Regions from separate parts of the Homo sapiens genome. Here region 2 is linked to region 1. The links are chromatin loops, found by intact Hi-C in ENCODE. Cell type or tissue: endothelial cell of umbilical vein. All regions are shown on one strand. Links, peaks and the distances in the headings refer to the core of each region. The heading gives the core; the rest is flanking DNA.

Region 1 (15,928 bases), core at 5,593-10,592:
CCTGGCCAACATGGTGAAACCCTGTCTCTACTAAAAATACAAAAAATTAGCCGGGCATGGTGGTGTGCGCCTGTAGTCTCAGCTACTGCAGAGGCTGAGGCAGGAGAATCGCTTGAATCTGGGAGGTGGAGGTTGCAGTGAGCTGAGATCGCGCCACTGCACTCCAGCCTGGGTGACAGAGCAAGATTCTGTCTCAAAAAATAATAATAATAACTTAAAGGAGTATAATTTTACTGTTTGTAACTCAAAGGATAAATGCTTGGGGGGATGGATACCCCATTTTCCATGATGTGCTTCTTTCACATTTCATGTCTGTATCAAAACACCTCATGTACCCAATAAATATATACACCTACTATGTACCCACAAACATTGAAAATAAAAATAAAAGAAAAAATACTCCCAAGAGGAAGCCAGACTTTTGCCCATGTAGCTTATGCATTCAGGGTTCCACTACCTTTTGCCCTCCCTCAGGGCACTGGTGTCCACAGGGCAAACCTGCCCTGTGTCCTTGAAGGCCAAATAGGGATGCTATTTCTTTCTTTCTTTTTTTTTTTTTTCTTTTTTTGAGATGGAGTCTTACCCAGTCGCCCAGGCTGGAGGGCAGTGGCACAATCTCAGCTCACTGCAACCTCCACCTCCCGGGTTCGAGTCATTCTTCTGCCTCAGCCTCCTGAGTAGCTGGGATTACAGGTGTACAGCTACACAAAGAAGCAGGCACAGTGAGGGCGACTGAGAGCAGTAGCACTTGGTTTCTGGGCCACCTCTGGACCCCAGAGCTGGATGGGATCCCAAGTCCAGTGCTGGCCACCATGGTGCTATAGGCTACAGAATCTCTTTGGGGTCCGGCAGGGGCAGTGATGGACTCACTGCTTGGCCTAACAGACTGAATCTGTGGCCTGTTGCTTTCCCCAGATCCCTGAGCCTGTTTCTCTAGCCTTCCCAGTAATTCTGAGAGCTTCCCAATAGCCTTTCAGTAAATGTATGTTCTGCTTCTAAATGCCAAATATCAGTTTCTGTTGCAACCAAAACCCGTGACTGATACACTTGTTTCTGGTAAAATTCCCAGGATGACTCCAGCTCTACCTGACATTTGTGCACGTCCACTTCCTCTTTCCCACCTTCTGCTGACCTTGCCACTTGAATGTGCTGCACCTCTGCTGAAACTTGGCTCCTGCCTGCCCTCCAAGGCTGCTGCAGCCTCGGTTCCTCTTTCCTGGGTCTCCACTGCCTCTTTCTAGCCCCCTCTACCCCAGGTTCAGGTGACCTGTGCTCCCAGCCCATCCTGAGGCCTAGACAGGTTGGGCAGTCATCCTAACCCTGTCATGATGTCAGCAGTGGGCCTCGTGCTGGCAGGGCAGAGTCCTCAGATGCTGGAAGGGAGGGTCACCAGGAGGAAAGAGGGACACAGGCAAAGAGATAGGAAAGTTGCAGAGGCTCCCTTTTTTGTTTGTTTGCTTGTTTGTTTGTTTGCTTGTTTTGAGACTCAGTCTTGCTCTGTCCAGGCTGGAGTGCAGTGGCACCATCTTGGCCCACTGCAACCTCTGCCTCCTGGGTTCAAGCTGATTCTCCTGCCTCAGCCTCCCGTGTAGCTGGGATTACAGGTGTGTGCCATCACACCCAGCTAATTTCTTTTTAGGCGGGTCTCACTCTGTCACCCAGGCTGGAATACAATAGCTCAATCATAACTAACTGTGGCCTCAAACTCCTGTGCTCAAGTGATCATCCTGCCTCAGCCTCCCAAGTAGCTGAGATTACAGGTGTGAGTCACTACACCCAGCTAATTTTTTTTTTTTTTAAGTGGAGATGGGGTCTCACTATGTTTCCCAGGCTGGTCTTGAACTCCTGGCCTCAAGCAGTCCTCCTGCCTCAGCCTCCCAAAGTTCTGGAATTAGAGGCGTGAGCCACCATGCCTGGGGTATTTTTATATTTTATCTAACAACATGAGTTTTCATTTATGGAGTTCCTGCATTGTTCTGGCCCTTTAGAGGCATGACTTCACAATAATACATTGATGTAGGAACTATGATCATCCCCATTTTCAGATGAAGAAACAAGTGTTTAAATAGGTTAAAAGAGGCCGGGCATGGTGTCTCACACCTGTAATCCCAGCACTTTGGAAGACCAAATCTGGCACATTGCTTGAGGCCCAGGGTTCAAGACCAGACTGGGCAACATGGTGAAACCCCGTCTCTACAAAAAATACAAAAATTAGCAGGGCAAGGTGGTATGCACCTGTAGTCCCAGCTGGTAGGGAGGCTGAGGTGGGAGGATTGCTTGAGCCTGGGAGGCGGAGGTTGCAGTGAACCGAGATTGCACCACCACACTCCAGCCTGGGCAGCAGAGCAAGACTCTATCTCAAAAAAAAAAAAAAGAAAAGAAAAGAAAAAGATGTGAAAAGACATGGAAGGTGGGGTGCAGTGGCTCATGCCTGTAATCCCAGCACTTTGGGAAGCTGAGGCGAGTGGATCACCTGACATCAGGAGTTCGAGACCAGCCTGGCCAATATGGTGAAACGCCATCTCTACTAAAAATACAAAAATTAGCCAGGCATGGTGGCGGGCACCTGTAATCTCAGCTACTCAGGAGGCTGAGGCAGGAGAATCATTGAACCCAAGAGGAGGAGGCTGCAGTGAGCTGAGATTGCACCACTGCACTCCAGCCTGGGCAACAGAGCAAGACTCCGTCTCAAAAAAAAAAGAAAAAAAGAGATGGAATGTGATGATGCCTGGTATTTCCTTCAAAATAAGTGGGAGCAAAGGGGATAAGTAGAGTATAGATGAAATAAAGTTACAGTGGGTTAATGATTATTCAAGCTGGATAATGAGTATATGGAGGTTCATCATACTAATGTGTGTCATTCATATATATTTGAAGCTTTCCATAATTAAAAGTTGTTTTTAGTCTGATCTAAGTCATACAACTATAAATGATGAAATTAGGTTTTGATCCCAGGCCCTCCTAACTTCAGAGCCTGCTCTCTTAACCTCTATGCTGGATACCTGGCAAGGTGCCTAAAAAGAGCTAAGCAGAAAAGATAAGTGATTTTCAGAGAATTCAGAAGGGATTTGGAAGCCTCTCAATTAATTTCTGCTCCGTTTTCTAGGTACTTCATGGGAAGGATCAACATAAGTAGAGCCAGATATTAATACCCCTCACCCAGAGCTTCTTATACAGAAGATGCCCTCCTTTTTTCTGCCTGCTTCTGAGTAGGTGCAGAAGCACCCATGAGAGAGTGGTTGGCAGCCAAAGTTTTCTAAAAACACCCAGGCAACAGCTGTCCTTGGCTGTCACCTGACTCACCAGGCCCTGAGTCAGCACCACTCCCCGACACAGCCTCCCCTGCTGAGCCAGATCTGACCTGCCCTTTCCTGGCTGAGCTGAACTAGTTGGGCCAGCCCAGCCCTGCACTATCCCAGCATTCTCCTCAGTGGGCAGCTTCTTGCTCCCTTACATGCATCTGGAGTTCCCACCCATGTGCTACCCTTGTCATCCAGGGCAGCAACCATATGCCTGAAACTCTAGCTCTGAAGAGAGCTAAAAGGCCCGCTCCATGTCCTCAGAGGCATGAACAGGGATCTGGAATCTGTGTCTGGATACAGATGACATAGGATGGCCTGGGCGCCAGCATCTTCCACCATCTGCAGAGGAAAGTCTTCCCTCTCTGGGTATCTCTGGGATTTGCTTTAGGCAAATAACCAGAATGAAATGTAAAGACACCCCCCTATTCCTGCAGAGCAGGATTCTAACACTAGGTTCAGTCCCAGAAGAGAACAAGTCTGGGGCAATATGAAGACCAAGATTTTGCTTCTGTGTTTGGTCTGTGTTTCTGTGAAAAACTCTCATGGATCATCTCATCTCAGCCTTTTCTTGGCCTAAACATGAAGCTACAGTAAGTGCTGACATATTCTCCAGGCATTCGTAGAGACTGAGCCTGGCACCATAATTGGAGGACACAGACACTGACCTCATTCCTAAGTCATTAAGGTGACACCTGCTTCCAACCTCAGACCTCCAGGCCACCCTGCTCTGAATCCTGGCCCTGCCACTGAGGCATACATGATCTTGAGCTAGTAACTAACCTTTGTGAGTCTCAGTTTTTCTCATCCGTACAGTAGGAATACAATACCTACCTTGCAGGTTGTCGTGAGGGTCAGACAAAGTAGTGCATGTGAAGCACTTTGTGGGTGAACAATAAAAATCTGTGTCCTTGCCTGGTGCAGTGGTGCATGCCTATAATCCCAGTACTTTGGGATGCTGAGGCCGGAGGATGGCTTGAGCCCAGGAGTTTGAGACCAGCTTGGGTAACATGGCGAAACCCTCTCTCTATAAATCCGGAAAAAATGGCAGGTGCAGTGGTGCATGCATGTAGTCTCAGCTACTCAGGAGGCTGAGGTGGGAGGATTGCTTGAGCCCAGGAGTCAGAGGTTGCAGTGAGCTGAGATCATACCACTGCATTCCAGCCCAGGCGACAGAGTAAGACCTTGTTTTAAAAAAAGGCTGGGTGCAGTGGCTCCTGCCTGTAATCCCAGCACTTTGGGAGGCCAAGGCAGGCAGATCACAAGGTCAAGAGATCGAGACCATCCTGGCCAGCATGGTGAAATGCCATCTCTATTAAAATTTAAAAAATTAGCTGGGCATGGTGGCATGTGCCTGTAGTCCCAGCAACTCAGGAGGCTGAGGCAGGAGAATTGCTTGAACCCGGGAGTCGGAGGTTGCAGTGAGCTGAGATTGCGCCACTGCAACCCTGCCTGGCGACAGAGCAAGACTCTATCTAAAAAAAAAAAAAAAAAAAAAATCAGTGTCTTTCACTTTGCCTTGTTCCTTGGGACCAGCTCTTATTCAAACTGTACTGATATCAAAGCTTTTAGGCCTGAGACCAAGCTCTGCCCAGCTCTCCACTCTTGATTCTGGGCATTCACACCAGAGTCCCAATACCTTCCCACTGATTCCCACGTCAAAAGACAAAATTCCAACAAATTTAGTTTAAACATTTTAACTGGCTTTCATTTGAAATTCCAGAATTGGGCAATATCTCATTCTACAAGGCAGAGTGAATGTTCCCATGAGCCGAGCAGAGGAGGTTGGTTTTAGAGACAGAAAGCAGAAACAAAACGAAAAGTGGATTCGTCGTTTCAAAGTTACTTTTCTCATAAAGGTTAAAGCAGAGGGGACTTCCTTATCACGCTGGCTAAAACTGGCCTTTTTGGAAATTTGGCTATTATCTCTCATTCTCCTGATTTCTTAGAAGGTCAGATAAACTTAATTTCAGCTTGGTGACATGAAACTTCAGCATGAGTAACTTCATTTTGGTTTGGTCTGTTGGACCTAGTGCAGGAGCTCAGTCCAAACCAATGGTCTCCAATAAATTGTATTTATACCTACATGGGCCAGTTGTTTTCTGGTCGTCTGCCAGCCCAGACCACACCACAGTCCTGACTTCATAATTCCATGCACTTTTTTTTTTTTTGAGATGAAGTCTCACCCTGTATCCTAGGCTGTAGCTTAATGGCATGATTTCGGCTCACTGCAAACTCCGCCTCACGGGTTCAAGCGATTCTCCTGCCTCAGTCTCCCAAGTAGTTGGGATTACAGGTACCCGCCACCATGCCCGGCTGACTTTTGTATTTTTATTAGAGACGTGGTTTCACCATGTTGGCCAGGCTGGTCTCAAACTCCTGACCTCAAGTGATCTGCCCGCTTTGGCCTCCTAAAATGCTGGGATTACAGGCGTGAGCCACCATGCCCAGCCCTTCATAATTCCATGCACTCTTAATTTGTGTCTGTCCCACTGGCTACTACCACACAGTTGGATCTGATAATTTCTGTGTACTCTCTCACTAACTCATTCCCTTCTTCCTCCTTTTCTTTAGCCTTAAAACTCCTGAAGGTGGGTTTTCCAGGGCCCCTTCTCCCATCACTGCCTTTTGTGTATTCTCATTGCTAAGGACCCACTGTCTTGAGTCTCCTGCAGGCAAACAGCCAGCTCTACCCCTTCCCCTTCTTTCCTCCAGGCTCCCCTGCCAGGGGAGGGATGTTATAGCTCTCTTACCAGCGTCAGGACTTTGTCTAATCACTCCAGTTTTTCAATCTCTCTTAAAGTGTGGGAGCCACAATCAGGCATGATATGCCAGGCATGGTTTGACCTGGTGTAGTAGAAAAGACGACCACATTTTTCATTGTACACATGTACTGGTGTTAATGTAACCTAAGTGTAGATTAGGATTTTGGCAACTGTGTCATGATGTTTGCTCTAATAGGTTTGTGGCCAGCTAAAAATCCTAGGCCTTTTTTCACAAACTGCAGATAAGTCTCTACATTTTGTACTGATATAGCTGACTTAATAATATCTAACTTTAATAATTCCTTAAAAATAATTTTTTTATGTTTTTGAGGCAGGGTCTCACTCTGTTGCCCAGGCTGGAGTACAGTGGCGCAGTCTCGGCTCTCTGTAGCCTCAACCTCCTGGGCTCAAGCAATCCTCCCACCTCAGCCCCTCAAGTAGCTGGGACTAAAGGAGCACACCACCACACCCTGCTAATTTTTGTATTTTTTGTAGAGACAGGGTTTTGCCATATTGCCCAGGCTGTTTTTGAACTCCTGAGTTCAAATGATCCTCCTGCCTCAGCCTCCCAAAGTACTGGGATTACAGGTATGTACCACCACACCCAGCCTAACTTTAATAATTCATCAATTTATCACTATTATAAATAACTTTGGTTCTTTAACAAATAAATTGTGAGGAAAAAAAAAGTGTCAGAGGGGTGATTTGTAGATAAAAGAGACTTTCAACCAATTGCAATGTGTGGGCCGGGAGCAGTGGCACACACCTGTAATCCCAGCACTTTAGGAGGCCGAGGCGGGCAGATCATGTCAGGCCAGGAGTTTGAGACCAGCCTGGGCAATGTGATGAGCTTTATCTCCACAAAATTAATAATACAAAAAAATCAGCTGGGTATGGTGGTGCATGCCTGTGGTCCCAGCTATTTGGGAGGCTGAAGTGGGAGGATTACCTGAGACCAGGAGGCAGAGGTTGCAGTGTGCCAAGACTGTGCCACTGCACTGCAGCCTGGGTGGAAACCTTGTCTCTCTCTCTCTGTCTCTCTCTCTCTGTCTCTGTCTCTGTCTCTCTCTCTCTCTCTCTCTCTCTCTCTCTCTATATATATATATATATATTTATGTATATATGTGTGTGTATATATATATGTGTTTATGTATATATATATATATATTTTTTTTTTTTTTTTTTTTTGAGACATAGTCTCACTGCAATGCCTAGGCTGGAGTGCAATGGTACAATCTCAGCTCACTGCAACCTCCACCTCCCAGGTTCAAGTAATTCTCCTGCCTCAGGCTCCTGAGCATTTGGGATTACAGGCAACTGCCACCACACCCAGATAATTTTTGTATTTTTAGTAGAGACGGGGTTTCACCATATTGGCCAGGCTGGTCTTGAACTCCTGACCTCAAGTGATCTGCCTGCCTTGGCCTCCCAAAGTGCTGAGATTACAGGCATATGCCACCAGGCCCGGCCTCACCTCCTCATTTTAAAATTGATAATATAACCAGGAGATGATTGGTCTTTGCTCTCACTCCTTATACAACTCAAGTCCAAACTGAGAACTTTGTTTGCATCCCCTCCAATACATCCAAATTCAAAAATACCTATGACTAAGGAGATTTTACTGAAGGCTTCATGGGAAGACAGAAGAGGATTACATCACACACCATAAAGCAAAGCTTAATTAGATCCCTCCACTCCACTAGCTAAACCTGTTCTCCCTCCAAAAGTTTTCTCCCTTACTACCATATTGCCAACTTTCCTCCCTTCATCTCTTTCCGTATACAACTTCTGAATTCCCTCTTTTCTTCCAGACCATTCAGTTATGGTCCCAAGTTTATCACCTCATATCATTTGCATTCAACAAAACAAAAGCACAATAGTTACCTAAAAAGCAACTATTTTTCCTCAAGCATGCTCCTTGGGAAAGTGGGAGGTATCTCAGTTCATGGCAATAGAGCCCATGTCAATAATAAATATTTCCTGGAGGCTTGTTAAGAATAAGATGCTGGGCTAAGCATCTGACAAAATGATCTCATGTCATGTAGTTCATTAGTGGCAAATCTAGTATAGAACTTTAATTAGAAAGGTTAAATCACAACTTTTTTTTTTTTTTTTTTTGAGACAGAGTCTCGCTCCCACTGTCACCTGGGCTGGAGTGCAGTGGTACGATCTCAGCTCACTGCAACCTCTGCCTCTCGGGTTCAAGTGATTCCCCTGCGTCAGCCTCCCGAGTAGCTGGGACTATAGGCACCTGCCACCACGCCCAGCTAATTTTGTGTATTTTTAGTAGAGATGGGGTTTCGCCATGTTGGCCAGGCTGGTCTCGAACTCCTGACCTCGTGATTCGCCCGCCTCGGCCTCCCAAAGTATTGGGATTACAGGTGTGAGCCACCGTGCCTGGCCTAAATCACAACTTCTGAGCCACTCATATTCATGTTCTTCAGTTTTTTGTTTGTTTGTTTGTTTTTGCTTAACAGCCCTGTAGGCTAGATGGAAAAGGTACATTATTTCATTTTCTAAAGATAGGGAAATCGAGAGACAGTGACTGAGGGACTTTGCAACTTAGGTAGTGAGAGGTCTTGATCCATGTCTAGGTTATTTTGTCTTTTGCAGGATGTATGAAATTGTGGCCAAATTCACATGGAAAATGTAACGAGTAAGGGACACTGTGTAATCTAAGACACTGTTATGTGAGGTCAAGTAGAAAGGACCGAAGCATTATGATTGATAAGGAGTACCGAGAAGAGAAGTGGGAGAGGACAGACTGTCAGTGTTTCTCCCACGGTGACAGGGAAGAGAGGCCAGTGCTGGGCAAGGCAGGATCCTGTTTGGCAAGGGATGCCTGTCCCTGTGTGGGAAAGCATGACTCATCGGGGTGCCATAGCTCAGTGACACAGGCTCTTAAGATCTTTCAAGTCCCCTTAGCCCTACTCTGTATTTACAAAGTGACTCTTGGATATACTTTGAGCTTCTGAAGTGTGCCTTCCACAAAGCAAGGAATGTGCTGACAGGGGTTTCTTCGGGCCTATTGTCAATTACATTTCACAGAATGAATGAATAATGCTGCATCTGGTTTCTCCCTCGTGGGTTTGGTTTAGAGCGAGTTTATTCATTCAACATCAGTTCAACAAATATTTATTGAGTGCCATTTACGTGCCAGGCATTGGTCGGAGCCCTTGTGACACAGTCAGATAAGATCTCTATCCTCACAGAGTGCACGCGCTGATGAGGGGATGACGCATAAGAGAAAAACAAACATATCAATAGATAACTTCAAACTGATAGTCCACACCTGGGGTTACTGAATTCCTGCACACAGGCTCAGCTGTACCCGAGGTTCTAAGACCCTCCCTGTCTCATGCATACCAGGAAGACTTAAGAAGCTTTAGCTCAATCTCAGAGGATTTAGCAGATCAAATTTCCCTCTAGTCTGACCTGGCCCCTGAGAGGCCGTGTTTAGACTTAAGACCCACTACTTCTCTCACTGCTGCAGGTTTAGCCTCACAGCCTCAGTGTGTGTCACTCTATGCCCAGTGGGTTGGAAGGTCTTTCTACTCTAGTTAATGGGAACACCAGCTCTCCCCAGCCTGTGTAAGCTCTGCTGACGGATCCATTTCCTCCTCCTCTCCAGGGTTCCTTTCCCCAGTGTGTCAGTAGTTTCTTCACACACGTGACTGATTGGAACCCAAAGAATCAGGGGAAGCCAGGCGCAATAACTCACGCCTGTAATCCCAGCCCTCTGGGAGGCTGAGGCAGGCAGATAACCTGAGCTCAGGAGTTTGAGACCAACCTGGGCAACATGATGAAATCCTGTCTCTACAAAACATACAAAAAGTAGCCAGGTGTGGTGGCTTGCACCTATAGTCCCAGCTACTCAGGAGGTTGAGGCTGCAGTGAGCCATGTTCGCACCACTGCACTCCAGCCTCGGTGACAAAGTGAGACCCTGTCTCAAAAATAAAAAAGTCAGGGGACTCCTCTGCAGGTCTCCAGGAGCCCACGTTCTCTGTGCTATAGCTTGGACACTCTCTCCAGCTGGGACATCTGCTCTGCTCACCTCCTTGGTTTCCCTTCTCTTAAGGATCACTGTCCTGAGTTCCCTGTTGACCAATGACCAATGTCTTAAAACCACTGTTTCATATATTTCATTCAACTTTTTGCTTGATTAAGGAGAGGATAAATCTAGACCCCATTCCTTCATCATGGCAAAAAGTAGACATTGTCTTCTTCTGTTAAGTAATTGTTTTTATTGAAGCATCACACACATACACAAAAGCACACAAATCCTAAGTGTATACAGCTCAATAAACTTTCACAAAATAAACACACCTGTGCAACCACCTCTCACATTAATAAATAGAATATTACCAGCACATCAGAAACGCCATGCTCCTTTCCAATCACTACCCATCCTCACGGGGGAGCCACTTTTCTAATTTTTAACACCATAGTGCCTGTTTTTGAACTTGCAGTATGTATTCTTTTGTGTCTGACCTTTTCTGTGTGTTGTGTGAAGAAATAATTCCTTTCACTGCTATGTAACATCCCATTTTATTTTATTTTATTTATTTTTCGAGATGGAGTTTCACTCTTGTTGCTCAGGCTGGATGGAGTACAATGGTGCAATCTTGGCTCACTGCAACCTCCGCCTCCCGGGTTCAAGCGATTCTCCTGCCTCAGCCTCCCAAGTAGCTGGGATTATAGGCATGCACCACCACAGCCAGCTAATTTTGTATTTTTTGTAGAGATGGGGTTTCTCCATGTTGGTCAGGCTGATCTCGAACTCCCGACCTCAGGTGATCCACCCAGCTAGGCCTCCCAAAGTGCTGGGATTACAGGCATGAGCCACCTCACCCGGCCTACATCTCATTTTATTTTATTTTATTTTATTTTTATTTATTTATTTATTTTGAGACGGAGTCTTGCTCTGTCACCCAGGCTGGAGTGCATTTGCGAGTTCTCGGCTCACTGCAAGCTCCGCCTCCCAGTTCACGCCATTCGCCTGCCTCAGCCTCCTGAGAAGGTGGGACTACAGGTGCCCCTACCACGTTCGGCTAATTTTTTGTATTTTTAATGGAGATGGGGTTTCACCGTGTTAGCCAGGATGGTCTCGATCTCCTGACCTCATGATCTGCCTGCCTTGGCCTCCCAAAGTGCTGGGATTACAGGCGTGAGCCACCGTGCCCAGCCATTTGTATTTTCTTGAGACGGAGTTGTGCTCTTATTGCCCAGGCTGGAGGGCAATGGCACAATCTCAGCTCACTGCAACCTCCACCTCCCGGGTTCAAGCAATTCTCCTGCCTCAGCCTCCCAAGTAGCTGTGATTACAGGCATGTGCCACCACACCCGGCTAATTTTGTATTTTTAGTAGAGATGGGGTTTCACCATGTTGGTCAGGCTGGTCTCGAACTCCTGACCTCAGGTGATCCACCCACCTTGGCCTCCCAAAGTGCTGGGATTACAAGCATGAGCCACTGTGCCCATCCCCATTTTATTAATATACCATATTATTCATCTATTCTAAGGTTGATGGGTATTTGAGTTGTTTCTAGTTTGGGGCTATTATAAATAGTGCTGCTGTGAACATTTTTGCACTTTTTTTGAAGCCTATGTATGTATGCATATTTCTAGGAGTACATGTGTATGTATTTCTAGGAACTGCTAGATCATGACTAGGTATCTCTTCTACTTTAGTAGATACCGCTAGTTTCCCAAAGTAGCTATCCAGTTTACACTCCCACTAGCAATGTATGAGAGTTCCAGTTGCTCCACATCTTCACCAACACTTAGTATTGTGTATTTTTCATCTTAGCTGTTCTAATGGACTTTACTTACATTACCTTTTAGAACACCCCACAGGCATAATAAAACTACCAAGCTTAATGAGCTGGCAATGTGCCAGTTCGAGACTCCTGTATGTCAGGTCTTCCATATGCATTCTGTTATGTTTGTGTTCACCAGGATTATATTTGGGCAGAATTTGAGAACTAAGTGTTAGATGTTGCACCATATAAAGAAATGGGGGGAGGAAAGGCAAACAAGGGCAGTTGTGGCAGGGGAAGCAATATGTGGAAAGGAAGGAAGTCATAAAAGGGCTTGGCTCGGGGCTGCCTGGTACAATTGTGCATGATTCTTGGAGTTGTTATTCACTCCTTTGTCTATGGGAATAGCACCTCCTGGAACTGTGCAGTGCACAACCTATGAAGCTGCACACAGCAGCCATGCCTGTCATGGTCAGGGATAAAAAGAACTTTGGTGTGTCTGGAAGGCAGGATGGGTAGGGTAGAGGAGCAGGAGAAGCCAGATTCAGAGATGGGGCAATATAACTGACTCAGCCTTTGTCAGATGTCAGAGGCTTCCTTTGAAACTCCACCCTACCATCAGCCCTCCCCTGCTAGCAGGATTGTACAAGCTTCCTCCTCTTGGATACCTCACCCCTCTGAACCAACAGAGCTGCCACTGAATTGGGGCTGAGGTGAACCCATGCCAGGAAGGAGAAATGCTGAGCAAGCCCTGGCTTGTCTTGCTTCATGACTCTGATTTCAACAAACTGAGGAACCAACACCCTGGCCTTCCCCTATCTTGGGCTTCCTCTTTGCCTACAGCTTCAGTGTACTATTCTGCCTGGGAAAACCAGATAAACTGGGGTGGGAAGCGGTGCCCCACCCACTCAACACCCTAGGTTTGTGTTACTGAGTCACCAGGGTGGTTTCTGAGGACACAAGAAAGTAACAGGAGAATCCTGGGGCTCCCAGGCATCATCCTCATGGCCTGCCAGAGTTAAGGGAACCCCTCTGAAAGAGATCCTTGGGTTGACACTCTTTTGTCTCCTCAGTACATTTTATTCCTGTATGTGGTGTCTTTTTGTTTGTTTGTTTGTTTGTTTGTTTTGGTTTTTTGTTGGTTTTTTTTTTGAGACTGAGTCTCACTTTGTCACCCAGGCTGGAGTGCAGTGGCACGATCTCAGCTCGCTGCAAACCTCCGCCTCCCGGATTCAAGTGATTCTCTTGTCTCAGCCTCCTGAGTAGCTGGGATTACAGGCATGCGCCACCATTCCCTGCTAAGTTTTGTATTTTTATTGGAGATGAGGTTTTGCCATATTGGCCAGACTGGTCTCAAACTCCTGACCTTAGGTGATCCACACACCTCGGCCTCTTAAAGTGCTGGGATTACAAGCATGAGCCACCATGCCCAGCCAGAAGATTACTTTTGGTTACTTTGTTTTAGAGACAGGGTCTTGCTATGTTGCCCTGCTGGTCTAAAACCCCTGGGCTCAAGCAATCCTCTCACCTTGGCCTCCTGAGTAGCTGGGACTGTAGGTATGCACACTGCACCCAGCTCAGAAGATCATTTTTAAAACAACCAACAAAGATGTACTGCAGACTTAAAATGTGTTCAACAGTGGGTTAGGCCCTTATAAGGAGTAGAGAACAATAGGCACAAGTTCTTCTCTCAAATAAGCTAATAACTAGAGAAAATTAAAATTAGCATGAACTCCCTGAGCAGACACCAGCTGGGAACAGTGAGAGTGTTAAACATGGCAGGAGGAGAGGAGGAGCTATCTTGAGACGCAACATTGTTTCCATTTCATCTGTAAGTGTTGATGATCCATGAGAGAATTGTCAAATAAACTGTAATATTCTTAAAAAAAAAAAAAAATAGAGGGCTGGGCGCAGTGGCTCACACCTGTAATCCCAGCACTTTGGGAGGCCCAGGTGGGCTGATTGCCTGAGGTCAGGAGTTCGAGACCAATCTGGCCAACATGGCGAAACCCTGTCTCTACTAAAAATGCAAAAAAATTTGCTGGACATGGTAGTGTGCGCCTGTAATCCCAGCTATTCAGGAGGCTGAGGCAGGAGAATTGCTTGAACCAGGTAGGTGGAGGTTGCAGTGAGCTGAGATTGCACCTCTGCACTCCAGCCTGGGCGACAGAGCAAGACTCTGTCACACACACACACACACACACACACACACACACCCACACACACACAAATGGAGATGAGGTCTCACTGTGCTGTCCAGGCTGCTCCTGAACTCCTAGGCTCAAATGATCTTCCTGCCTTGGCCTCCCAAAGTACTGGGATTACAAGTGTGAGCCACCATGCCCGGCTCAACTGTAATATTCCTAAAAAACAACCTAGACAATGAAAGACCATATCTAATTATTATTATTATTGAGATGGGATCTTACTCTGTCACCCAGGCTGGTGTGCAGTGGCACAATCTCGGCTCACTGCAATCTTTGCCTCCCGAGTTCAAGCTACTGTCCTGCCTCAGCCTTTTGAGTAGCTGGGATTACAGGCGCGCACCACCACGCCCAGCTAATTTTTGTATTTTTAGTAGAGATGGGGTTTTACCATGTTGGCCAGGCTGGTCTTGAGCTCCTGACCTCAAGTGATCCACCTGCCTCACCTTCCCAAAGTGCTGGGATTATAGGCGTGAGCCACCAGGCCCAGTCCATATCTAATTAAATGCTAAACTATGTGGCCCATCTAAATGCTGAGAAGGTCTCCAGGTACCCAAGAGGCTCTAGGTGCTGGAAAAAGTCCAATTCCTACTGGGCTGGGGGCTGAAGGAAGGGTAGGCTTGGCTAGACAAAGTGCATCTGACAGGTAAACAGTTGGAGGCAAGTCAAAGAGATTATCTTCTTCAAAATCACTTCCATTTTTGTTGAACTTTAAAGTTTTCAATGAAACTTCATATCTCTAATTTTTTTTTTTTATCTTCTCAGCAGGCTTGAACATTTGGCAGAAGAGAGATTCCCACTCACAAGGAAAGTGAGAACTGAGAGTATCTGTTGATGTTGTTTATTCAACATCCCTTTTCCCTTTTTCTGCAATTAGAACCCTGGTTTTCCTTGGAAAAGCCTGTCTCTTCACTCTCACACCAACCAGGGTCTAACTCCATCCAAACTCCAGGGTAGGCATAACCAGGCCTGGCCTACCACTGGCCAGGGCTCCAGAAATGGGTATGTGACTCAAGTAGGCCAATGAGACTCACAGTCAGAACCTTTGCTGAGGCTGGGCATGGTGGCTCACAGCTGTAATCCCAGCACTTTGGGAGGCCGAGGCGGGCGGATCACCTGAGGTCAGGAGTTCGAGACCAGCCTGGCTAACATGGTGAACCCCCGTCTCTACTAAAAATACAAAAATTAGCCAGGCATGGTGGTCCAGGCGCCTGTAGTCTCAGCTACTTGGGAGGCTGAGGCAGGAGAATTGCTTGAACCTGGGGGGCAGAGGTTGCAGTGAGCTGAGATCACGCCATTGTACTCCAGCCTGGGAGACAGGAATGAAACTCTATCTCAAAAAAAAACAAAAAAACAAAAAAAGAACCTGGCCGGGTGCGATGGCTCACGCCTGTAATTCCAGCACTTTGGGAGGCCGAGGCAGGCAGATCAGGGGATCGGGAGATTGAGACCATCCTGGCTAATACGATGAAACCCTGTCTCTACTAAAAATACAAAAAATTAGCTGGGCGTGGTGGCGGGCACCTGTAGTCCCAGCTACTCAGGAGGCTGAGGCAGGAGAATGGCATGAACCCGGGAGGCAGAGCTTGCAGTGAGCCGAGATCGTGCCACTGCACTCCAACCTGGGCAACAAAGCGACAGAGCAAGATTCCATCTCCAAAAAAAAAAGAACCTTTGCTGAAACAATGGGGGATGATAATAAAACCAACCCAGAGGAAAACAGCCAAGAGACCATTTCCTGGTGACATGGTTCGGGTCCTTAGATCCAGCTGTGCCTGAAGCTTGAGTTATCCTAAAATTTGTCTGAGATAAGCCATTACGTCTCCTCATTTACGTCAGCCGGTTTGAATTTGGTTTCTGTTACTTGCTACCAAAAGAGTACTGACTAATTCAGAAAGCT
Region 2 (15,928 bases), core at 5,078-10,077, 52 kb after region 1:
TCACCTGAGGTCAGGAGTTCGAGACCAGCCTGACCAACGTGGCGAAACCCTGTCTCTACTAAAAATGCAAAAATTAGCTGGGTGTGGTGGCACACGCCTGTAATTCTAGCTACTCAGGAGGCTGAGGCAGGAGAATCACTTGAACCCGGAAGGCGGATGTTGCGGTGAGCCGAGATCACGCCACTGCACTCCAGCCTGGGTGACAGAGCAAGACTCTGTCTCAAAAAAGAAAAAAAAAAAAAAGATGATTCCTTGCTTTCTGTACCATTTGCTGATTCACCTTGGAAGCAGGCCAGGGTTAGAAACCAGCCTGAGTGAAGGACAGTGAAGGACAGAGAGGAATGACCCAGCCTTGACTGGGAGCCTAGAGGCTGTGTGACCCAGGACCACGAACCTAACCCCTCTGGGCCCCGCACCTGATCTGTAAACTGCTCAGACTACACTATATATATCCTTAGGTTCATCCAGTTCTGACACTGGAACATTCTGTTGTCTGGATTTGCTGAAGAGAAACCCTCTAGAAAGTCACAAATAAGCAAGGGAAATAGGGCGGAAAGGTGAAGATAAGCATTGATCTGAGGGGCTCATGGTTTTTTCACTAAAGTAGAAGGGCTGATTAGTTTCCTTCCTGCTTTTTTTCAAGGTGAGCTGAGGCACTTCTGGGCATCCTTGCCTTGTTCAGTTTAAGGCTGGTACTGGAGTCCAGCTCGCCTCATCCCTTGGCCAATAGTTTCCTGATCTCAAATTGTTCTTTCTTCTTGATAAGGAAATTCCTAGCACTTGAACCATTCGTCATTTTTGTTGTGTTTTGAGCCATCCAAGGCGGAGACTCAGACTCAGTCTCCTGATTTTTGTCTCCCAGGGAAGGATATCATTGAAAATAGCATTATTCATCTGAAAATGGTACTCTTCATCCCCTCCCCATTGTCTCTTTCATTTCTTCTTCCCTTACTGCTGACTCCTCAAGATGTACAATCAGGGCGCTGGAAAAGGAGAAATAGGTCTGTGAGGGAAGGGGTGGCTATATTTTCTAAGAGATGGAAGCGGGGTCTGTTGAGATTGTTGTTTTGGTTTTGCTTTTTGTGGCAAGTGGTGGGTAAAATACCAATGAGATACCGAAACAGCGAGTAACGACTACCATTTGGGTGTAATTTATCACTTACCAACACTTTCACATCTATTCTCAAACTCGCTGGTTGTTTTGTTTTGTTTCTGTTTTTTGTTTTGTTTTGTTTTTTGAGACAGGGTCTCACTCTGTCACCTAGGCAGGAATGCAGTAGTGCAATCTCAGCTCACTACAGCCTCCACCTCCCGGGCTCAAGGAATCCTTTCATCTCAGCTTCCCAAGTAGATGAGATTACAGAGATGGAACTACAGGCACACAATACTACGCCTGGCTAATTTTTAAAATAAATGTTTTGTAGAGATGGGGTCTCACTATGTTGCCCAGGCTGGTCTTGAACTCCTGGGGTCAAGTGATCTGCCTGCTTCAGCCTCCCAAAGTGCTGGGATTACAGGCGTGAGCCTCTGCACCCAGCCCAACTTGCTGTTCTTACCCAAGGCCTGAAAGGTAGCAGGTATTCTCCCCATTTTACAGATGAGAAAGTGGAAGTCCAAAGGGCTGAAGAGCTAGGTTTTGTAGCAAAGAGAGTGGCAGAGTGTGTAGCCCGACTGGAGCACCCTGACTCCCACACCCAGCCACCTTTATATCATTCCACCACAGAACTTGTGCAGGGGCCCTTCCCACAAATATTTTCCCAGAGTTTTTAGCCTCTCTCTGGGACTCTAGGGATCCTGACAACCTCCCTGCCAGCACACAGTTAAGAGCTCTAACCCACTTATCTCAGAGACCCCCATAAGACTCTCACACAGGCAGAAGCAGCAGCAGCAGAGCCCTGCCTATTTCAGCCAAAAGAGAAAGCAAGGAGGCTCTGAGCTTTCCTGATGGTTCCTGAGTTGGCAAAGGTACAAATACCAAATGCTGCTTCTCTCCAAGGTGCTTTCCTGTCTGAACCTGGAAGAAAGCCATGGAACAGAGAAAAGGACATTGGGCTTGGAGTTAGGGCGGTGGTGGTCAAATATCACTCTGCCATTTACTGGCTCCAAACCTTGAGCAAATCACTTCGCCTGTCTGGGCCTTAGTTTTCTTTTATGTCAAATGGGGATCATAACCATTATCTCATAAGGTTCTTGTGAGCATCAGATAGGACGATTAAGGTAAAAAGGAGTTAACCCAGTTGAGGCACATGGCCAGTTGCATCTGAGACTCCTGTCTCCTGCGGAATGTCACAGATAGGTGGCAGTGGCAGGGCAGAGCCTGTTTGGCTTCTCTGTCCTTGTAAAATCATACTTGATGCTATCTTTCCAGAAGAGTGGCTGGCTGGGCCTGGCTGTCTCCATTCTAGCTTTCCACGTCAGTGCTTTATGAGTACTGGGGCCTCCTTTCTCCCCGCTCTGGTTTTGCACTCCATTTGCTCCTGGAATAGTTAAAGGTGAGTCTCTGAGTATCCCCGGCTGTGTCTACAAGCTGGCATTGTCCCTGTAGTGACCTGGCTGTTGTCACAGCAGCTGACCTGCCTCTGATACCTGGAATCAGAGCCTTAGTCAAATTGGGAAGTTATTTGGAAAGCACATAGTCAATATAAGAGCAGCTAGACAGGTGGGGCGTGGTGGCTCACGCCTGTAATCCCAGCACTTTGGAAGGTCAAGGTGGGTGGATCACTTAAGGTCAGGAGTTCGAGACCAGCCTGGCCAACATGGTGAAACCCCATCTCTACTAAAAATGCAAAAGCTAGCTGGGCGTGGTGGCAGGCACCTGTAGTTCCAGTTACTTAGGAGGCTGAGGCAGGAGAATTGCTTGAATCCAGGAGGCAGAGGTTGCAGTGAGCCGAGATTGTGCCTCTGCACTCCAGCCTGGGTGACAAAATGAGACTGTCTTAAAAAAAAAAAAAGAGCATCTAGACAGATTCCTTAATTAGGAGACTCAGGCTTCAAGGACTCCACTTCTAGGCCTTTGTTTCCCATCTATAAAGCATGGGGGTTGGGGTTGATGATTCCCAAAGTCCCCTTGGTTACCCTGCCCTTCATATCCATCTCTCAAGTGAGAGACTATGGTGCCCTGGAGCTCCCAGCCCTGTCTTTTCCACCCCCACAGCCTGTGCTGGCCTTTTAGTTACACTGGACTTGTTTAGAATCAGCAGAACCAAACCCAATCCTGTCCCCAGGCCCACCCACCTATAGTCTTTTGCTCTGAAATATTACAAAAGAAGCATTGACTGGAATGGCTGAGAGCTTCAGGGAAGTTCTCTTGAAGACTAGGAACTCCACATTCTCATGTCCTCTGCTTGGTATATTCTAGACTGAATTAGGCTCAGGGATTTCAGGCATCCCTGTCCCTCCCTATCCTCATAGGTGATGGTTAAGGATAGAGATCTCTAAAAAAATTAGTCGGGTGTGGTGGCTCATGCGGCTATTTGGGAGGCTTAGGTGGGAGGATCTCTTGAGTCTGGAACATCCAGGCTGCAGTGAACCACTGCACTCCAGCCTGGACAACAGAGCGAGATCCCGTGTCTCAAAAGAAAAGAAAAGGCTCAAGATCTCTGAGAGAAAGGAGGAGATGGCCACTGGTATCCTCAGACAAATGTGGAAATAAAAAAGTAAAGGAAAAAAATCTATTTCTAAGCCAAGAAAGGAATCTCATGCATGACATATTTCCGAGCATGGGAGTGAAGCAGACAGCTTGGGGTGAGACTGGGGAGAAGGAGGGAGCAGAGACCCTGCACCTGGACTGAGGCCCACCCACAGATTTCATGCCAGAGCCAACCCCATCTTCCCAGCACAAGACTGGTCTGTCAGCCAGGCTTGGCTGAGAGTGTGGGTTTGAGCAAGTGGGCAAGACTTGGCCAGTGACTGATAAGGCAAATTCAGTTGACATTCAGACCACGTCTGTGCTGGGTCCCGGCAGGGCTGGCAGAGAAACACAGGGGCATTGGACAGACGGGTGGAGTGATAGTGGCCAGTTAGTCATCGTCCAGGATTCTCTTTATGGAGCCCAGGGCCCAGCCCGCAGGAGAGATTGTGAAGCAGAGTTCTAGGTCCACAGAGGAGATCCAACGCGGAAGCAGATGAGCAGAAACCAGCCCAGGAGCTGGTCTTGAGACTCCTGTAATGGGGAAGAGGGAGGAAGGAGGGCTGGGACTTGGGGACTCAGCAGTCATGCTTGGCTAATGCATCAGACCCCAGGCCTGACTGGCAGCTCAAATTATGCCTGATAGTGTCCAGGTGGCTTCAAGAACTGGGTGAGTTGGTAGCCTTTGAGTGAGAAGGACTTGGGCCTAGGTGTGGATAGCTGGGGAAGGTGGAGGCTGAATAAACAAAAAATTTCATTTTGAATCTGAGGTCCATCTCTTCACTTGAAAATCACCAAAAAAATTAGCCGGCATGCTGGCACATGCCTGTAGTTCCAGCTACTCAGAAGGCTGAGGTGGGAAGATCTTTTGAGCCCAGGAGCTGGAGGCTGCAGTGAGCTCTGATCATGCCACTACATTCCAGCCTGGGCAACAGAGCAAGACCCCGTCTCTAATGGAAAAAGAAAAATCACCAAAAAGTTTTTAAAAACACAATATAGAGTATGTTGGGAAAGGAAAGCTCAGGCCTCCACAAAGACCACCTTAAAGGTATGGAGAATATAAAATGAATGCAGAGGCTCGATTTTATATCTATTATTATAACAAATGTTTATTTTTATTTTATTTTATTTATTTTATTTTTGAGACAGAGTCTTGCTCTGTGGCCCAGGCTAGAGTACAGTGGTGCTATCTCAGCTCACTGTAACCTCTGGCGATTCTTGTGCCTCAGCCTCCTGAGTAGCTGGGATTCCAGGTGCACGCCACCATGCCCAGCTAATTTCTGTCTTTTTAGTAGAGATGAGATTTTGCCATGTTGGCCAGGCTAGTCTCAAACTCCTGGCCTCAAATGATGCACCTGCCTAGGTCTCCGAAAGTGTTGGGATTACAGGTATGAGCCACTGTGCCTAGCCATAACAAATTTTTAAAATAATAATACTTCATGCGGAGCCAGGGATGGTGGCTCACGCCTGTAATCCCAGCACTTTGGGATGCTGAGGTGGGCGGATCACAAGGTCAGCAGTTTGAGACCAGCCTGGCCAACATAGTGAAACCCCATCTCTACTAAAAATACAAAAATTAGCCAGGTGTGGTGGTACACATCTGTAATCCCAGCTACTCAGGAGGCTGAGGCAGGAGAGTCGCTTGAACCTGGGAGGCAGAGGTTGCAGTGAGCCGAGATCACGCCACTGCACTCTAGCCTGGGCAACGAAGTGAGACTCTGTCTCAAAATAATAATAATAATAATAATAATAATAATAATAATAATAATACTTCATGCCTATGATGCTGTAATAAAAATGGTTCCATTATTTACTGCTGGCAGTAGTTTAAGTCATTAGAATGATAATTGACAATATGTTCCAAGATACACAAAATGTTTATAACCCTTTGTCCTCTTCTGAAATTCCTTTCTAAGAAAGTCACCTAAAAAAGCAAAAAATTAGGCTGGGAGTGGTGGCTCACACCTGTGATCACAGCACTTTGAGAGGCTGAGGCAGGTGGATCCCTTGAGCCAGCCTGGGCAACATGGCAAAACCCTGTCTCTACAATAAAATACAAAAATTAGCCAGGCGTGGTGGTGGGTGCCTGTGGTCCCAGCTACTCAGGAGGCCAAGGCAGAAGAATCATTTGAACCTGGGAGGCGGGAGGTTTCAGTGAGCTGAGAGTGCACCACTGCACTCCAGCCTGGGTGACAGAGTGAGACTCTATCTTTAAAAAAAAAAAAAAAAAAAAAAAAAATATATATATATATATATATATACACACACACATACATACACACACACACATATATGCATATATATACATATACATGTATCTATGTACACATGTATATGTATATATATGCATATATGTGTGTGTATGTGTGTATATATATTTATATATTTATATATTATATATTATATATTATATATTATATATATTATATATTATATATTATATATATTATATATTATATATTATATATTATATATATTATATATTATATATTATATATTATATGTATTATATATTATATATATTATATATTATATATATTTTATATTATATATATTTTATATATTATATATATTATATATTATATTATATATTATATATTTTATATATTTTATATATTATATATATTATATATTATATAATATATATTATATATATAACATATATTTTATATATATATTATATTATATATATATTAGGTAAAGTGGAAATAGCAAGACATAAGCTTGTGTTTATACTATGTCCATAGAGGTGAAAAAAGGGCCAGGCACAGTGGCTCATGCCTGTAATCCCAGCACTTTGGGAGGCTGAGGTGGGTGGATCACCATAGGTCGGGAGTTCAAGACCAGCCTGACCAACATGGAGAAACCCTGTCTCTACAAAACTACAAAATTAGCCGGGTGTGGTGGTGCGCGCCTGTAATCCCAGCTACTTGGAAGGCTGAGACAGGAGACTCATTTGAACCCAGGAGGTGGAGGTTGCGTGAGCCGAGATCGTGCCATTGCACTCCAGCCTGGGCAACAAGAGCGAAACTCCGTCTCAAAAAAACAAAAACAAACAAAAAAAAACCAGGGAAAATGAAAGAAACCAAGTAGCCATGGTAGGGAATATGTGGCATTTGTCATTTTATTTCTTTGGTGATTTTGATGTTTGTGCAATTCTTTTTTTCTGAAAGGAGAGAAAGACAATAAAGGGTTAAAAACGTGTCCCCAGAATTCTTTAATAGACTGGTATTTCCTCCAGGGTTAACTCTTGAAGTAACAAATTTCGTAAATGTATTACCTTCTATAAACAGTAAAACTCCTTTTCGTTTGTCCTAAAAACTGCTGCTGTCAAACCTCAAGACGTGAGCTCTTACTCTATGTGCCAGGATGGATTGGAAAAGCCTGGATCTTTCCTTTTCATCCCCAGTTTTGATTGTTTCATTTCCAGACTTATCCTCTTAACTTTTCTTTGTCTTTTCAGAACAGAGTCTTTTTTTTTTTTTTTTGAGATGGAGTCTCATTCTGTTACCCAGGCAGGAGTGCAGTGGCACGATTTCAGCTCACTGCAACCTCCGCCTCGGGTTCAAGCGATTCTCCTGCCTCGGCCTCCCAAAGTGCTGGGATTACAGGCTTGAGCCACTGCGCCCGGCCTAAGCCTCCCTTCTCTTGATCTTCTCTCTGCTTTATGTCTCTGGAGATGCAGTAAGAGAACTACACACAGTACTCCCAATTCAGCCACATCATGGTTTTATATGAGGGTACAATGTTTTGTTTCTAAAAAGCCTTCATGATGGTGCCTGGGCAGATGCTACTGACTTTTTTAGCTGTGGCAGCATATTCAGCCAGTGTCTTCTGGGAACAGTGGAGTGTTACTCCTCCTCCTCCTCCCCTTTTTAGGGCTTATAATTGATTGCCCATGGCTATCATTTAATTAGTAGAGTTAGGATTCCTTTTCCCCAAAATGTAAAATTGTAATTGATGCTCATCTGCCATTTTTTGTCAGCTCACATAGGCTAGAAATTCTGTTGTACTTTACCACCTAGGAGGATTTGGGGGTGTCTGTGAAGTTGGGTATTTCACCCATGCACTCCTTCTTGCACAGCTTCAGAGATTAGTCCTGTTGTTTCACACTTGAGTGCTTTCCATCCAGAGAAATACCTGTTTATTTCTGTTTCCTTTCCCTAGTTCACTTCCCCTTTCTCCATCTCTTCACTCCCCATGTAACTTTGAATAACCTCTGATGTGCAGCCTTGCCAGGAGTGCTTTAACCTCCAGAGTTCTGGTCATTGGCTTCCCCATGTGCTGTAATAACCTATTCCGTCCCATTCTGAAAGAACTCTCAGAGATTAGTCAGACACCATTTCCTCTTGCCGGAAACATGTTGATTTCCTTTAGCAGGTTCTGCTTCCTAAAGGAGTCACCACAGCCCCTGCAATAGGAAGAGCTTGGGCTTTGGAGCCAGGCAGGCCTAGGCCAGGTCTCCATTTAAGTTTTTTGTTTTTAATTCTCTTTCTTTTTTTGAGACAGGGTCTCACTGTTGCCCAAGCTAAAGTGCATTGGCGCAATCTCAGCTCACTGCAGCCTCAACCTCCCAGGCTCAAGTGATCCGCCTGCCACAGCCTTGCGAGTAGCTGGGACCACAGGCCCACACCACCATGCCTGACCCATTTTTATATTTTTTATAGAGACGGGTTTTGCCATGTTACTTGGGCTGGTCTTGAACTCCTGGACTCAAGGGATCTGCCCACTTCAGCCTCCCAAAGTGCTGCAATTACAGGCATAAGCCATCCTGCTCAGCTGGATCTCCATTTAAATTTAATGAGAGGCATATAACTATCATTTTTCCAGTGAAAGCTCACAGATGGTTATCTGCCAAGCAGTGTGCTAAGTCCAGGGACCCTGAGATACGAGTAAGATATGATTGCTGTCCTAAGGGAGCTTACAGGCGAGAGAGCATGTAAACGAATAATGATTCTATCATGAGAAATAGTAGGAATATGGCCTGGTTACTGAGGGGGCCATCATGTGACCTTGGATGGGTTATATAACCTCTGTGAGCTTTCACTGGAAAAATGATAGTGCTAATAATATGCATGCCCCTTACACCAGTCCTTTTCAGACATTTATGTGCATCCAAATTACCTGGGAATCTCAGTACAATATGGATCTCAATTCACTAGGTCTGAATTTCTTATTTGATTTGCTTATTTATTTTTGAGATAGGGCGTTGCTATGTTGCCCAAGCTGATCTTGAACCCCTGGGCTCAAGCGATCCTCCTGCCTCAGCCTCCCAAACAATGGGGACCACAGGCATAAGCCACCACACCTGGCTCTGGAGTGTTACAAAATCTCCCCAGGTGTTTCTAACATGCAGTGATATTTGAGAGCAAGTGTCTTTTGATTATAAAGAATAAAGAATGCTAGAGCCACATAAAATGCTGGGGAAAATGAAGGGTCTCAGGGTTGAAATGGACAAGCGTGTCCCAGATTCAGAGGCCAGGCCAGACAGCAGGCTCCTGAAGACCTGTGACCCAGTAGTTAGGGGATCAGGTATCCATGGTCCACAACAGTAGGGGCCTCCTCCATGTGGTTCTTCTCTTTTCTCTCACACCCACCCCACCCCTCCTGCCAGGTTCCCCAGATGATCGGGCCCCATGACAGTGAGTGTGGATTGATGAATGGGAGGAGAAACTGGGATAAAGAGAGCCCAAGGTGGCCGGGTGCAGTGGCTCACACCTGTAATCCCAGCACTTTGGGAGGCTGAGGCAGGCGGATCACTTGAGGTCAGGAGTTCGAGACCAGCCTGGCCAACACGGCAAAACCCCATCTCTACTAAAAATAGAAAAATTAGCTGGGTGTGGTGGCATGTGCCTGTAGTCTCAGCTACGTGGGAGGCTGAGGCAGGAGAATCGCTTGAACGTGGCAGGTGAAGGTTGCAGTGAGCCAAGATCGCGCCACTGCAGAAAAAAAAGAGAGCCCAAGGAAGGGACCTGGAACCCACTCTGGGACAACCCCCAAGGATTCTGTTTGGTTCATCAAATACGTATTGAGCACTTGTTATCTGCCAAGCACTGAGCTAAGTCCAGGGACCCAGAGATATGAGTAAGATATGACTGCTGCCATGAGGGAGCTCACAGGGGGGACAGCATGTAAATGAATAATTATTCTATTATGAGAAATAGTAGGAATATGGCCTGGTTACTGAGGGGGCCCGAAAGAGCAATTTCAAGGGGATCAGGGAAAATTTCCCAATGGTCAAGGTGTGTCTTGCAGAAAAAGTGGCAGTTTTCCAGTTAGATGTGGAGTGGGAGGAGGAACCCAGGTGCTTGTGAAATGCCATGGCCCATTGAGGGAGCTGGAATTCTTTTTTTTCTTTTTTGAGACGGAGTTTTGCTCTTGTTGCCCAGGCTGGAGTACAATGGCGTGATCTCGGCTCACCACAACCTCCGCCTCCCGTGTTCAAGCGATTCTCCTGCCTCAGCCTCCTGAGTAGCTGGGATTACAGGCATGTGCCATTATGCCCAGCTAATTTTGTATTTTTAGTAGAGATGGGGTTTCTCCATGTTGGTCAGACTGGTCTCGAACTCCCAACCTCAGGTGATCCGCCTGCCTTGGCCTCCCAAAGTGCCGGGATTACAGGCGCTAGCCACCGCACCGGGCCCCCAGGGAGCTGGAATTCTCTTGGTGAGGCTGGAGTACAGAGCATACGCAGAGCATGAATAGTAAGAGGAACCGGGAGGCCAGGCCAGCTCCCGGGGCCTGTCACTGCAGCTGACCTTGGATTTCATCCTGTAAGGAATGGAGGTCCATTCAGTAGTTTGAAGCCAAGGAGCAAGCATTCAGAGTTGTGCTGTTTTTTGTTTTTTGTTTTTTGTGATGAAGTCTCACTCTGGCACCCAGGCTGGAGTGCAGTGGCGTGATCTCGGCTCACTGCAGCCTCTGCCTCCCTAGTTCAACCGATTCTCCTGCCTCAGCCTCCTGAGTATCTAGGACTACAGGTGCACGCCACCACACCCAGCTAATTTTTGTCTTTTTAGTAGAGCTGGGGTTTCTCCATTTTGGCCAGGCTGGTATCGAACTCCTGACCTCAGATGATCCGCCCACCTCAACTTCCCAAAGTGCTGGGATTACGGGCATGAGCCACCGTCCCCAGCCCAGGGTTGTGTTTTTAGTGGATCTGCCTGGGTGTCATGTGGCAGAGGGGTGGAAGGGGACACTGAGGCAGTGGGGAGACCACAGCAGTGGTCCAGGAGAGTTGTGGGGGCTGCAATGAAGCCAGCAGGTAGCAGTGAGAATGAAAAATGGGGGGTGGTGGGAGCCGCACTGAGGAGCAGATTTGATGGCCTTGACTCACTGGCCAGATGCAACGGATGAGAGGCAGGGCAGGGATGAGGCGAGGCAGGTGAGTCGCTGAGGATGCAGTGTAAGGGATTCTTCCCTCTCATGGTCCTGCAAATGCTGACCTGGAGTGTGAAGGAGGAGCCTAGGATGGGTTTAGGTCTGTGGCAAGGCAATGCGGTAAGAGGGGAGATCATTAACCAGGAGCGCAGGCGGCTGCAGTGTGGCAGCATGGACAGCCTCCAGGGCTCAAGGCCTCTTCCTCCTGCCTTGGCCTCTGAGGCTGTGTGGGGCTGGAATGAAGCTCGTGCCTCTCTGGCGGGCCCAACTTGCTCAGCGTCTTTGGGTGACAAAGCCTCACACAGCCCATTCCTTGACCTCCCAAAAGCCACTGTTAACCCCTGTCTGGCTGTGTTCCCAATGATGTGGCTCTTACAGGTGGTCTCCTGCTCCCCAAGTCTGACAGCACCCCCTGCTTTGAGATCCCTCAGGTAGGTCAGCTGTTTCCACTGGGAAAAATTCCAGTGGAGAAGCAGCCAGCTTTTTCCACTGGTTCAAGGTGATTTCAACCTTCCAGGAGGCCCGTGATGAAGCCAGAGGACAACTGGGTACCCTGGGACAGCACCTTCTTCTTATTTTATTTTCATTTTCTAAAATTTCAAATCGGGCACCCCCCCAAACCAGAATAGGTTTTGAAAGGCTGCCGACAGCACCCTCTTGAAAATACATTTTATGTAGTCACAGTTTACACAAATCTGACATTATTTCAGCTTCAGATTCCAAAGCACTGACTAGGGGCTTTCACAGAGTGAGACTGGGGGTACGAGGTTCAAATCTCTCCTCTTTGCTACTCAATAGCTGCATGGCCTTAGGCTGGTCATTCTCAATGTCTTCATTTATTAAATGCGGAGGAGAATAGTCCCTCTTAGGGGGGGATGGAAACCATGGTGTTAAAGGCTTAGCTCAGCATCTAATAGATACTTAGCGCTCCACAAATGTTTGCCAGCCATCCTGGAACATAGGCGGTGTTCCAATATTGTAGATGACAGACCTGAAGGGATTAATTTGCCCAAAGCCTCGAGGTAAGTGGGTAGAACCAAGTCTTCCCGGCCCTCTCCAAAGCTCCTGCTGTGCTGGGCCCGTGCTGTTCCTTCTTGCTGTGCAGTCTGCTCCCTTTGGCTTTTCTTCTGCTTTCCACATCAGCTGAAGATTTAGACCCTTTCCTGCTGCCTGTGTTGAGAGCTGTCTTCCTGAGTTGGAAGCCAGTTAGCTAAAGGCTGGGCTACCTGGTGACTGTATCTTATCTTTCCCAATCCTCAACACCAGCTGGGTCCTGGTTGCCAGGATTAGGTTGCCACCCCCATCCTCCTCCTAGCCCTGGTGGACCAACCTTTCCTGTGTACCCAAAGCAAACAGACCAGTTGCCCTAGATTCCCCGAGGGGCACCCTCTGTGCCTCCCTAGTGTTCCTGCTGACAATAAGAGCCTTGTGCTGGGACCTGAGACACTAGAGGGGAAAACTCCATTCTCCCTGAAAGCCACAAGGCCCCATCTGGGACACATCTGGTGTCCACTCCCAGAAGGACCACAGAGCAGGGAAGCAAAATCTCTCCAGCTAGCAATGTTGTGGACCCTTTGCAAAGCCCACCTCCCAACCCCTCTGTGTCCCCAGGCCATGGAGAGCAAGCTCCTCATCGGGGGCAGGAACATCATGGATCACACCAACGAACAGCAGAAGATGTTGGAACTGAAGAGGCAGGAGATTGCCGAGCAGGTAGGGCCTCCAGGTGCCAGGTCCCCTTGGAGAGTGTGGCCTGCAGCTCATGTCTGGGAGGTGCAGGGCCGTAAACCATGGTGGACTCTGGATCTCTGGAATTACAGTGCTGAGAATCTCAGACATGCCACCCTGGGTCCCACAGGTCTACTAGCCCAGGGTCTTCCCTTTGGCAGGGGCACTGCTAGCTGGTGGGCGAGAGGACGTGATAGCTCTCCATAACATCAGCCTCCACAAGCCACCTGGTACTAATTCCTGGGCCTTCCACAAGGTGGTGTGAGTTCTTTGCCAACTGTATGACTGTTTCCCTAAATCATCAAGAGCCACAGTTTGTTGGTCTTACCAATCAACCATTATACTACTTGGGGAGAGGGTGAGGCAGCTTGGAAGGCAGTGTGATGTGCCTCCATCTGTGTGACTAACGCCTCTGGAGTAGGCCAGCTCTTAGGGGCTGGGGTCTCCATCCACATGGGGCAGAGCCTGGCAAAGGCATGGCCCTGGGAACTGAGAGGAGGGTTCCCAGGGGCTCTGCAGGATTGGGTGGGAGCAGTGGATGTGGGCCATGGGCCATGGTGAAGCCAGGTCCCGAGACAGGCAGAGTGAGCCAGTCCCCTGAGCTTTCCTGGCCCTCCCGAGTATGCACTGCTCCTTTGAGCCACACTGCCCGTCCTTGGCCTAGAAACGTCGTGAGCGGGAGATGCAGCAGGAGATGATGCTCCGGGACGAGGAGACTATGGAGCTCCGGGGCACCTACACATCCCTGCAGCAGGAGGTGGAGGTCAAAACCAAGAAACTCAAGAAGGTGAGACGCTGCAGCAGGACCGGTTAAGGTGTGCTGGAGGCCCAGCAGTCTCTGCCCAAGGGATGTGTGCTTCAGGGACTCCTCCCCATTTGGCTGGAACTGCTGAACCCCTGAGTGACATGGCTTGGCCTCGGGGGTGAGCAACAGGGGGAGGCAGGAGGCGGGGGCTGGGGGTGGAGTAGAGCCTTTTCTCCTGGGCCAGGGTGGGCTATGACAGGCTGCAAACTCTGTCACTTGCAGTATCCAGCGTTACCATCTTCATGGTCCTGGGTGATTACCCCGTTCAGTGTCACCAGTGAGTCACAGTTGGGATAGCTGGGCCTGGAGCAGGGCCAGGGGAATACAGAGAGGCTGAGGAGGAGACTGGAACCCCGGGAAGCTCAGGTGGGGAGTGTAAGGCCCTCAAGGACATGTCAAGGGATGAGAATAGCCGCTCACCAGAACCCTGCAAAGCCCGTGGCAAGGGAAAGACATGTACATGTGAGGGGGGTCTAGGGCAGGAAGCAGCAAAGCTCTAGCTTGGATTCTGGGAAAAACCTGGAGGCCCTTCGGGGTGGGTGATGTGGCTGCCCAGGGGCAGGCCTGGCAGAGGCACTGCCACTGTGGCAGTTACCACGGACCCAGCCCTCAGTGGCTTTGGAGAGGAGCAGGATGGCCATGCTACCTCCACACCCCACTTTTGAGAGCCCCTGAAGAGACTGGAGTGGGAGGGGTCACCTTCCAAACTCGTTCAGGCTTCCTGCTTCCTGAGCTGGGTCTCCAAATAAGCCCCGGGTCCTAGTTCCGGCTCTTCTATTGGCTGGTTGTGTGACCTTGAGCAAGTCTGTGCCTGGCTTCCTCATCTATGAAAGGAGGGTATTGGACCAAAAGGTCCCTGGGGTCCCCTCCCGTTTGAACATTCCACGATGCTGATAGCAGCTGAGAAAGAGCAGACAATGGTCACAGGCCTCAGTGAAGGAGGGCGGGGCACCACTTTAAATAGCCCAGCCCAATTCGTGGTGGGTTGGGCACAGCGGGGAGTTCAGAAAAGGACCCGCAGCCTCATCCTGGGCTGAGTCGGTAGACTCTGAGCCTGCAGCCCTGCGGCCCAGGCTGGGTGACTGGGGCCTCGTTGCCACACCAAGCAGCCTCTGAGTGGCACCTGTCCCCACCCAGCTCTACGCCAAGCTGCAGGCGGTGAAGGCGGAGATCCAGGACCAGCATGATGAGTATATCCGCGTGCGGCAGGACCTGGAGGAGGCGCAGAACGAGCAGACCCGCGAACTCAAGCTCAAGTAGGGCCCGCAGCTCTTTTCATCCCGGGTCCCCACAGCCAGCCATCATTACTCAGGCCTCTCCTCCCCTAAGGCCTCATCCTGACTGTCTCCTCTCCCATGAGTCCTTTAGGAATAAAATGCGTCTGAGGGCTGAGGGATGGGCCCACGTGCTGGAGTTTCTTCTACCTCCTCTGCCTGTATTTGATGAACCCCTCAAAATGGACGCTAGGTGCTGGCCAAAAGTAACTCCGAAGGCCCTGAGGCTACCATCTTTGCATAAGAATCAGTGATTTTAAATTTTTTAAAAATTATTTTTAGGGCCGGGCGCAGTGGCTCATGCCTGTAATCCCAGCACTTTGGGAGCCGAGGCAGGTGGATCACCTGAGGTCAGGAGTTTGAGACCAGCCTGATCAACATGGTGAAACCCCATCTCTACTAAAAATACAAAAATTAGCCGGGCATGGTGGCGCGCACTTGTAATCCCAGCTACTCAGGAGGCTGAGGCAGAATTGCTTGAACCTGGGAGGTGGAGGTGGCAGTGAGCCGAGATCATGCCACTGCAATCCAGCCTGGGCGACAGAGCGAGACAACGTCTCAAAAAAAAAAAAAAAACAAAAACAAAAAAGGCCGGGCGCAGTGGCTCATGCCTGTAATCCCAGCACTTTGGGAGGCTGAGGCAGGTGGATCACGAGGTCAGGAGATCGAGACTATCCTGGCTAACACGGAGAAACTCCGCCTCTACTAAAAATATAAAAAATTAGCCGAGAGTGGTGGCGGGCGCCTGTAGTCCCAGCTACTTGGGAGGCTGAGGCAGGAGAATGGTGTGAACCTGGGAGGCAGAGCTTGCAGTGAGCTGAGATGGAGCCACTGCACTCCAGCCTGGGCGACAGAGCAAGACTCTGTCTCAAAAAAAAAAATTATTTTTAAATTTGTTTTAAAAATTATTTTAAAAAATGTGTGTATATAGTAGTTGCATATATTAATATTGATGGGATACATTAGATTTTTTTTTTTTGGAGATGGAATATTGCTCTATCATCCACCCTGGAGTGCAGTGGTGCAGTCTTGGCTCACTGCAGCCTCCACCTCCCAAGTTCAAGCGGTCCTCCTGCCTCAGCCTCCTGAGTAGCTGGGACTACAGGCGCCCAC

Evidence for each region. Hi-C counts contacts between places; a loop is a spot of excess contacts. Peaks named below come from ENCODE experiments on the same cell type or tissue, not always from the same donor. Only the 100,000 strongest peaks of a DNase experiment are listed, where the experiment ranks them.
Region 2: it touches region 1 in a loop (3-fold over the local background); 2 of 110 quality-filtered maps call a loop at or near these places.

What each region holds. Positions count from the first base shown.
Region 1 is chr2:26,005,698-26,021,625 of GRCh38, reverse strand. No RefSeq gene overlaps it. Among named protein-coding and RNA genes, the nearest start is that of RAB10, 20 kb to the left of the region's middle. RefSeq lists enhancers at 9,331-9,830, 9,831-10,332. In endothelial cell of umbilical vein, for the core only: no CTCF peak of the experiment used is centred there; no DNase peak of the experiment used is centred there.
Region 2 is chr2:25,953,136-25,969,063 of GRCh38, reverse strand. It overlaps KIF3C (kinesin family member 3C), which reads left to right. Exons shown (of 8, transcript NM_002254.8): 2 at 12,620-12,721; 3 at 13,401-13,523; 4 at 14,679-14,797. Among named protein-coding and RNA genes, the nearest start is that of KIF3C, 21 kb to the left of the region's middle. In endothelial cell of umbilical vein, for the core only: no CTCF peak of the experiment used is centred there; a DNase peak (open chromatin) is centred at 7,943; H3K27ac peaks cover 1,762 bases.